Linked DNA regions of Homo sapiens: regions 1 and 2 are each linked to region 3. The links are chromatin contacts, found by Hi-C or POLR2A ChIA-PET in ENCODE. All regions are on one chromosome and are shown on one strand. Each heading gives the region's core, a stretch centred on a gene start or an enhancer-like site at or near the end of the contact. The rest is flanking DNA. Distances are from core to core; before and after follow the strand shown.

Region 1 (3,190 bases), core at 558-3,057, 380 kb before region 3:
TGAACAAATGGAAGCTCTACTGGGGAAGCTCAGGGATGGAGACTGGCTCCTAACCCAGAGGGAGGGGATGTCCTGGGTAGCGCAGTCCTGGAAGATGCAGTCACTGGTAAACTGAAGCCTAAAGAAGCTCAGGCAGGCAGGTGAAGAAACCAGGGGGATGGTTTTGTTTCAAAACACCTTCCTCCAAGGGAGGAAGAGGTGAGCTACCTCCAAGGTTGCTCAGAGGTGGAAACTGTGATTAAAAATAAAAAAGGCGGCCAGGCATGGTGGCTCATGCCTGTAATCTCAGCACTTTGGGAGGCCAAGGTGGGCGGATCACCTGAGGTCAGGAGTTTGAGACCAGCCTGGGCAATATGGTGAAACCCCATCTCTACTAAAAATACAAAAAGTAGCCGGGTGTGGTGGTGCACACCTGTAGTCCCAGCTACTTGGGAGGCTGAGGTAGAAGAATCGCTTGAACCCGGGAGGTGGAGGTAGCAGAGAGCCGAGATAGCGCCACTGGACTTTAGCCTGGCGACAGAGCAAGACTCCATCTCAAAATAAATAAATAAACAAATAAGGCTAGAAGTGGTGGCTCACGCCTGTAATTCCAGCACTTTGGGAGGCCAAGACGGGAGGATCGCTTGAGGCCAAGGGTTCAAGACCAGCCTGGGCAATATAATGAGACCCTGGCTCTACAAAAACAAACAAAGCCTTTAATTCATTGCTACCATAAAAATCGAGACATTTCACTACATCCTGATGTCCCTGTCTCTCTTGAAGACTTGGAAGATTTGGCCATGTGGGCCAGCATTCTAGAGGCAAAGGTGGTCAGTCCTGTGTTCTCCACAGCCCCTATCAGGTCCTTGAGGTATGTGAGCTTCAAAGCCTTGTATTCACAGCATGACCCCCACTACCCCCACCTGCTGGGTGACCTTGGACAACCCTTTCTGAGTCTCAGCTGGTCCTTGGCAAAAAATGGGTTGGAGGCCAGGCATGGTGGCTTACGCCTGTAATCCCAGCACTTTAGGAGGCCAAGGCAGGAAGATCACTTGAGCCCAGGAGTTTGAGACCAGCCGGGGCAACACAGCGAGACCCTGTCTCTACTAAAAAAAATTTTTTTTTTTTGAGACTGAGTCTCGCTCAGTCACCCAGGCTGCCGTGCGGTGGCGTGATCTCAGCTCACTGCAAGCTCGCCTCCCGGGTTCACGCCATTCTCCTGCCTCAGCCTCCTGAGTAGCTGGGACTACAGGCACCCGCCACCACGTCCGGCTAATTAAAAAAAAAAATATTTTTTAATTGGCCAGTGGCCTGCACCTGTAGTCCCAGCTACTCAGGAGGCTGAGGCAGGAGGATTGCTTGAGGAGGAGGTTGAGGCTGCAATGAGACTTGATCATGCCACTGCACCCCAGCCTGGGTGACAGAGTGAGACCCTGTCTCTAAATGAATAAATAATTAGTTGGGCGTGGTGGCGCCCACTTGTAGTCCCAGCTACCCGGGAGGCTGAGGAAGGAGAATCGCTTGAGGCCAGGAGTTGGAGGCTGCAGTGACCCGTGATCGCATCACTGCACTCCAGCCTGGGCGACAAGAGACCCTGTCGCAAAAAAAAAAAAAAAAAAGAAAGAAAGAAAGAAAGAAAAAGGGTTGGAAGCGCACTGGGGGAAAAAGCTTGCCCACTCCGCTTTGGGAGCCTCCAGCAGGCTCCCGCTGTGCCAAAGGCACACACCCAGATGTCCGGTGGTCCACCCCTGCCCCGGCGGTCACGCCTGTCCCCTCCTCCAGCCCCAGCCTCGGGTCGGCTGAGAGATGACGCGTGGCCCGGCCCAGCCGGAGCGTTGGTCCCTAGAGCGCTAGCGCCCTCTGCTGGCCAAGGGCGGGCGTGCAGGCCCGAGCCAGAACGGGGAAGCCGGGCGCCAGGAGAGCGGGGAGGAGCTTCACTCTTCTGGTCGGTGAGATGGGGAAGAGCAATAGCGAATACATAAGCAGAATACACCGAAAGGAAAGGAAAGAACAATAGCGAAATAACATTTACGGAGGGGTGCTCCGTGCCGAGGACTGCAAGAAGCCCACACCATGTAAAACCACACGTAATCCTTAGAATAACCCGGCGAAATGGCAACGGAAACGCACAGAGAGGTTAAGGAGCCCTCCCGGGGCCACACAGCTGGTAGTGGAAACGGCTGACTCCTGGGCCTGCACTGGCATCCACCGAGGCGGAGAGAGGATGTGAAGGTGTCACCTCCGCTCATTCACTCATGCATGGCCTTCCAGCCAGCCATTCACCCATTCACAAGTATTCACTGAACACCTACTGTATGCCCAACATTGTGTGAGATGGCAGGAACACAGCCGTGAACACAATTGGCCTCATCCCTACCCTCTTGAAGCTGACATTTTAGTGGGGGTGGGAGGGGGCAGATAATAAACATGAATATATCATTAACAGCTGGGCCAGAGGCCAAAGGATAAACCTGTATGCGCTCGCTGATGTTACTCAGGCTCCTACCCCAACATGATTTTTTGCCGCATCTGAGCCCTACCTGTACTTTTACTTGACATTTGCTCCTAGATAATTGGTTTTTACTTAAGTGTATATATATATGTGTATATCTATATCTATATCTATATCTATGTATATGTTTATTTATTTATTGAGACAGAGTCTCGCCGTGTTGCCCAGGCTGGAGTGCAGTGGCACAATCACGGCCCACTGCAACCTCCACCTCTTGGGCTCAAGCGATCCTCCCACCTCAGCCTCCCGAGTAGCTGGGACTACAGGTGTGCAACACCATGCCCAGCTAATTTTTGTATTTTTTGTAGAGAGGGGGTTTTGCCGTGTTGCCCAGGCTGGTCTCAAACTCCTGGACTCAAGTGATCTGCCCACCTTGGCTTCCCAGAGTGCTGGGATTACAGGCATGAACCACTGTGCCAAGACAAAGTTGCTGGGTTTTTTTTGTTGTTTGTTTGTTTTTTGAGATGCAGTCTCACTCTGTCTCCCAGGCTGGAGTGCAGTGGCACAATCTCGGCTCACTGCAACCTCCGTCTTCCAGATTCAAGTGATTCTCCTGCCTCAGCCTCCCTAGTAGCTGGGATTACAGGCACGCACCACCATGGCCAGCTAATTTTTGTATTTTTAGTAGAGTCGGGGTTTCACCATGTTGGCCAGGCTGGTCTCAAACTCCTTGACCTCAAGTGATCTGCCCACCTGGGC
Region 2 (3,148 bases), core at 649-3,148, 510 kb after region 3:
TTGAAGACAAGAAAGCAAACCCCTGTGTTATCTATTCTCCAAGAGTAGAACAATGACTTTGGCTTCCCACTGTGCCTTAAATCTGGGCACTGGTGCCTTTACATGCCAAAATATGTAAGGTGATTTTAATAGACGTGCTGAAAGAGAAATTCCATAAACAAAATGGGGTCGTTAAAAGCAAATTACTGTCCCCTACCACTTCAAAGCAGCTACACCACCTGAGGGTGAGGCAGCTCAAAGGTACCAAGCTGGGCTGACTTCAAGTAATTTGATTGCATCTGAAAAGTTTTGTTTCCTTTATCAAACTTCATTTTGATCTTAAAAGATTGATTCACAAACCATTAAAAGGAAACATAAATTGTACTACATAAAAAAATTAAAACAGCAAAAAAAAAAATTGCAAAATTAGAATACAAGCCCTGAACGAGATCGGTTGTATGATAGTTACTTTCTTTAATTTAGAGCTTATAGAAATCAAAATTAAAAGATTAAACAGGAAAAATAAAAATTTTAAAACTCTGAGGGGCAAGGCATATGAAGGCAGTTATTCAAGGAAATACAATCAAAACAGCAATGGTTTTCACAAATGAGTACTTCCAACAATGTTAAGTCTAATGCTCAGGCGGGCTGGTTGATAGGGAAACAGGCACTCTGAAGAATGGAGAGTCCAAACTTGTACAACCTTTTTTTTCTTTAGAGCAATTTGGCAGTAACTGTCCATTTTAAGCACATTTCTGTCGACCCAGCAATCCTACCTCGAAGAATTTATCCCTAGTACACAAGTAAAAGTATGAACGCGTCTGCTGCCAACACTGATGCAATAAAGGAGCACCGCTATGTGTCAAGCACTTTTCTAAATTTAGCTGGAAAATATGGTGTGAACAAAGTCCTTGTTCTCATCGACAAAGCAAAAGCCAAAAAACAGAAACAACCAAAAGGCGCTGGAAATAATCCAGTTCATTGCCATGACCTGATTAAATAAATAACACAGCCATATGGAATGTTACCTAACTTCCAAAGTAATTTGCTATGTTTGTACATGTTAATATGAGAAAAAGTCTTCAAAGATTTCACAGCATGATCCCATTTGTGCAATCGTAAAACAAGTTACTTCGTACTGACTCCAGGATTTTTTGCAGTTTTTAAAAACACTGCATTAACACTTCCAAATTCGAACTCCACCCACCCCCCATCCCGGTTCTAACAATCACACCAAACATCCACCAGTGATCAGCGAAGATGCTCTTCTGCTTTCTCCTTTCCAGAAAGGTTATCGTGCCCAGCAATAGCTCCCTAACCCACACACACCAAACCTCATGCTTATGTAAGCACTCGGCACCGGAGCGGAGAGTGAGAGCTCTCGCTTGGACTCCCGGCTCTTGCCGCAGATCCTGACCGCCTAGAGGGAGGAGTGGGATCACGCTTTCAGCCTCGCTTCCAAGTAAAAGAGTGGCCAACCTTTCTACGGAAAGGCGGGGGACGGGAGTACTACATAATAAAGATAAATGAGAGTCTCACAAAACCCAAGGGCAGGAATGAGAACCCAGGACACGAAGAAAACCCAACAAGCATCCGCCTCTGCTTCCCTCGCAGGGTGGCCCTCTCCCCGGGCCTTCCTGTGTGAGGCAAAGAAGGCTGGACAGGGCCGCTTCGCGCAGCCAGCTGCCGACACCCGGGCCGGGGAAGCCAGCTCATCTCATTCTTCGGGGAGGGAGACCTGGTGCGCTACCTCTCGGAGAAGCTTTTCACCAGCAGCCACACGATGAGCGGCAGGTTCTCGCGCTCGTTGTAGGTAGGTAAAAGCACCGAATATTTGTTCTGTCGTGGACTGCGCACTTCCAGCTCCCGCCGAGACCTGCGAGGACTACGACTGACTTCCAAGGAGGCCATGGCGGAACTGAGCCAGATGCCGGAAGCGGAATTACGTAATGTGGCGCGGAAAAGGACGGGTCGGACCGTACCAAATTCGGAAGCGGGGGATGACCTGTGTGATTGATCGCTAGTTCTTCTAGGGCCATTGCGTGGTTCAATTAGAAATATTCTGGATTTATACATCTTTGAAGTTTAATCTGAAGGTTTCTTCAGGAAGTAAATATCTATTCATCACCTTTTCCCAAGCTCCATAAAGTTTTTTAGTTTATCCCAGTCGCTAGGAGACAGAAGACGGAAGCGGAAATGCCTTTCACGACAACTTCCGGAAGAGGTCGCCATGGCTTCCCGGGAGGAGGTACTCGCCTTACAAGCTGAAGTTGCCCAACGTGAGGAGGAATTGAATTCGCTGAAGCAGAAGCTGGCGTCGGCTCTTTTGGCTGAGCAGGAACCGCAGCCAGAACGGCTGGTTCCGGTGTCGCCGCTGCCGCCGAAGGCCGCTCTGTCCCGAGATGAGATTCTGCGCTATAGCCGGCAGCTAGTGCTGCCCGAGCTGGGCGTGCACGGACAGCTGCGCCTGGGGACCGCGTGCGTGCTAATCGTGGGCTGCGGTGGGCTCGGCTGTCCACTAGCGCAGTACTTGGCAGCGGCCGGCGTGGGCCGCCTTGGCCTTGTGGACTATGACGTGGTAGAGATGAGCAACCTGGCCCGCCAAGTGCTGCATGGCGAGGCACTGGCTGGCCAGGCCAAGGCCTTTTCGGCCGCCGCCTCGCTGCGCCGCCTCAATTCGGCAGTGGAATGCGTGCCGTACACTCAGGCCCTTACGCCAGCCACTGCCCTAGACCTGGTCCGCCGATATGATGTGGTGGCTGACTGCTCGGACAACGTGCCCACTCGCTACCTGGTTAATGACGCATGTGTGCTGGCGGGTCGGCCCCTCGTGTCTGCCAGTGCCTTGCGCTTCGAGGGCCAAATCACAGTCTACCATTATGACGGTGGCCCTTGCTATCGCTGCATATTCCCCCAACCACCCCCAGCGGAGACAGTGACCAACTGCGCGGACGGCGGGGTGCTCGGTGTCGTTACCGGGGTCCTGGGCTGCCTGCAGGCCTTGGAAGTGCTGAAAATCGCTGCGGGTCTGGGCCCCTCTTACAGTGGCAGCTTGTTGCTCTTTGATGCCCTGAGAGGGCATTTCCGCTCTATTCGGCTGCGGAGCCGCAGGCTCGACTGTGCAGCTTGCGGGGAACGGCCCACTGTGACTGATCTGCTGGACTATGAA
Region 3 (3,162 bases), core at 29-2,528:
TCGTGCTATTAACTCATTTGATTGTCACAGTGTATGAGGCAGGTACTATGTTAACTCCATTTTACAGATAATGAAACAGATCTAGAGTGGTTAAGTAACTAACCACTGAGAAAGCTAGATTCAAATTTGTGGGTTGGCTCTAAAACCTGTTGTTTTAATTAACTCTACACACTGCTGCCTTATGGCATTTTATTGTTTGAAATAATAACATTTCCTGAGCACTCACTATGTGCCAGCTACTAGGCTCAGAATTACCTTTCTTCACCCTGAAAGACCCTATGAGTTCATTTGATTATTAAATAGTCCCATTTTACAGAAGAAGAAACTGAGGCATAGAAAGATAGTGCCTCACACAGTGTGGCAAATTGTGTTTTCTGTTTTTTTTTTTTTTTTTTTCTTGCTCTGTTGCCCAGGCTGGAGTCCAGTGGCAAGATCATAGCTCACTGCAGCCTCCTGGGCTCAAGCCATCTTCCTGCCTCGGCCTCCCAAAATGCTGGAATTACAGGGAGTGCACCCAGCTGCGCATCGTGTTGTCTTAAGATGCTTACAGCATCATCTCTCATCCTCATGATCTGTTTCTGCTTCTTTTTTTTTGTAAAAAAAAACCCCCCCAGCTTTATTGAGATATAATTCACATACCATAAAACTCACCCTTTTAAAGTACACAATCCAGTGGGTTTTGGTGTATTCACAGAGTTGTGCAATCATCACCACTACCTAATTTTAGAACACTTGCATTGCCCCCGAAAGGAACCTCACACCCATTAGCAGTCACTCCCCCTTCCCACCATGTTGTGAGGAAACCCAAACCAGCCCAAGTGAAGAGACCACACGAAGAAGTCACACACAGGTGTCTTTCTGATGGCCCAGCTGCGGTAGCAGCTGCCAGACACGCAAGTGAAGACTCTCCGACCGAGGCCAGCACCCCAGCCACCAAGTCGCCCTCAGCCTTCAGGCTGTCCCAGCCGAGGCCCCAGACACTGTGGAGCAGAGACAAGCTGTCCTGCTGTGCCCTGTCTGCATTCCTGACCACAGGATCTGAGAGATATCATTCCAGGCGAGTAGAATGGCTGCTTTACACCGCTGTGTTCTGGGGTGGGTTTGTTATGCAGGAGGAGTAACCGAGCCACAGCTGGTAAGGGGCAATGCTCGGGTTTGAACCCGAGTCCTTCTGGCTTTGAGGCTGCCCCTTAAACCACATATAGGCTGGATGATCCCCTGGATGTGGAGGAGTCGGCACTCCCTTTCTTGTGCAATCGACTCAGTGCATCGGGGTGACGTGCCCTTTCTCTAGCTGACCTTCTGGAAGCACATAAACGGAGACAGAAATGCTTTCTTTTTGTTTTGCCAGTTTATTGCTGCTGCTGCTGCTGCAGTTCTTATTTAGTATATATGAATTCTTGTTCTTATTTTTTGCTAGTTAGAGTAAGGCTGGGCGTGGTGACCCTCAGCTGTAATCCCAGCACCTTGGGAGGCCAAGGTGGGCAGATCATTTGAATCCCAGAGTTTGAAACCAGCCTGAGCATCGTGGTGAAACCCCATCTCTACAAAACAAATACAAAAATTAGCCGGGCACGGTGGCATGTGCCTGTAGTCCTAGCTACTTGGGAGGCTGAGGTGAGAGGATGGCTTGAGTCTGGGAGGCGGAGGTTGCAGTGAGCCAAGATTGCGGCATTACACTCCAGTCTGGCCGACAGAGTGAGAGCCTATCTCTCAAAGAAAGAAAGAGAAAGAAAGAAAGAAAGAAAGAAAAAGAAAGAAGGAAGGAAGGAAGGAAGGAAGGAAGGAAGGAAGGAAGGAAAGGAAGGAAGGAAGGAAGGAAGGAAGGAAGGAAGGAAGGAAGGAAGAAAGGTTAGAATAAATAGATAAGAAACACAAAAAATCCACCTGCCATCCCCACTACGCAGGAAAAACCTCCACATAACACTTGAATCTTGTAGAATTGTATCTACCAGGCATTTAACTCACGCAATTTCACTGGGCATCAGTGGGCCAAAAAGGGTGATGGGGAGAGTGACAATCTTTATTTTTTCGTTTCTTTTCTTTTTCTTTTTTTTTTTTTTTGAGAGAGTCTTGCTCTGTTGGCCAGGCTGCAGTGCAGTGGTGCAATCTTGGTTTACTGAAACCTCTGCCTCCCGAGTTTGAGTGATTCTCCTGCCTCAGCCTCCAGAGTAGCTGGGATTACAAGTGAGCACCATCACGCCTGGCTAATTTTTGTATTTTTAGTAGAGATGGGGTTTCACCATGTTGGCCAGGCAGATCTCAAACTCCTGGCCTCAAGTTACCTGCCCGCCTCAGCCTCCCAAAGTGCTGGGATTTACAGGCGTGAGCCACCAAGCCCGGCTGAGAATGACAATTTTCATATGGCAAGTGAGTGTAGCTGGCAGGTCCTATTTTTTGTTCAACATGGCCCCAAACACAAGATGACCCCTCTCCATCCAGGGGCTATTTGGATTTGCTAAGTGTTTATAATGCACCACGGTTGAGAGGAAATTTAACATATTTTTCAGGATCATTTTTGATTCTGCATAAAAAGAGACCTTTTTTATCCCTTCCAAAAATGGGATTGAGCTATGCAGATGGTTTTGTACCTGACTTTTTCACGTAACAACGTACTTTGAACTGCTTTTGGGCAAGTGGCTTTCTCCTGGCCTTCATGGGAAGGAAGCGCTCTGGGAGTCCACCTGCGCTCTTGCTGAGTGGCAGTCAAAGTCGACTGGAACTCTACAAGCTGTGCAGTCAGGATGCTGAGCAAAAGAAGCCAGATGGGAAGAGCACACACTGTGTGCTTCCCTTTATAGAAAGTTCAAAACCAGCAAAAGTCATCTATGGGGTTAGAATTCAGGACAGCCATTAACCTTGGGGGTGGTGGTGGGGAGGATTTACCAGGAGAGACATCAAGGGGGCTTCTGGAATGTCCTGTGTACATCTGGGTGCTCATTCCACGAATGTGTCCACTTGGCGAGAATTCACTGAGCTCTTTATGTATAATGTGTGTACTTTTCCTTGCAATTAAAACACACATACAAACACACGCAGATGCATGCGTGCGCGCGCGCGCGCGCACACACACACACACACACACACACACACACACACACACACACACAGTGTTCTTAGAGCGCAGGCTGTCCTGTCTGGAAATACATGTTTAATGCTTTT

The links. A loop is a pair of places that touch in the nucleus more often than their neighbours do. ChIA-PET counts read pairs that join two places held with the same protein, here RNA polymerase II (POLR2A). Pooled maps may share reads with other maps.
Region 1: a loop to region 3 is called in a pooled map, with 2.8 times the contacts of the local background. The contact joins two enhancer-like sites. A Hi-C loop is called at or near these places in 3 of 168 maps with a recorded cell type or tissue (K562, PC-9 and naive thymus-derived CD4-positive, alpha-beta T cell) and 7 of 50 pooled maps. POLR2A ChIA-PET finds 5 or more read pairs at or near these places in 1 of 52 experiments (activated T-cell).
Region 2: a pooled map shows a loop between it and region 3 (4-fold over the local background). The contact joins the promoter of DPM1 here to the enhancer-like site in region 3. A Hi-C loop is called at or near these places in 1 of 50 pooled maps. POLR2A ChIA-PET finds 5 or more read pairs at or near these places in 2 of 52 experiments (B cell and WTC11).

Annotation. Positions count from the first base shown.
Region 1 is chr20:50,069,609-50,072,798 of GRCh38, forward strand. No RefSeq gene overlaps it. Among named protein-coding and RNA genes, the nearest start is that of TRERNA1, 30 kb to the left of the region's middle. RefSeq lists a silencer at 1,712-1,951. Within about 2 kb of position 1,808, at least 3 of the 41 ENCODE cell types and tissues checked have a DNase peak (open chromatin) inside an H3K27ac peak, as active enhancers do.
Region 2 is chr20:50,956,634-50,959,781 of GRCh38, forward strand. DPM1 (dolichyl-phosphate mannosyltransferase subunit 1, catalytic) reads right to left here and starts at 1,899. Exons shown (of 9, transcript NM_003859.3): 1 at 1,730-1,899. The coding sequence starts at 1,890. MOCS3 (molybdenum cofactor synthesis 3) reads left to right here and starts at 2,185. Exons shown (of 1, transcript NM_014484.5): 1 at 2,185-3,148. The coding sequence starts at 2,210. RefSeq lists enhancers at 1,656-2,145, 2,358-2,968.
Region 3 is chr20:50,450,315-50,453,476 of GRCh38, forward strand. No RefSeq gene overlaps it. Among named protein-coding and RNA genes, the nearest start is that of PTPN1, 58 kb to the right of the region's middle. Within about 2 kb of position 1,279, at least 20 of the 41 ENCODE cell types and tissues checked have a DNase peak (open chromatin) inside an H3K27ac peak, as active enhancers do.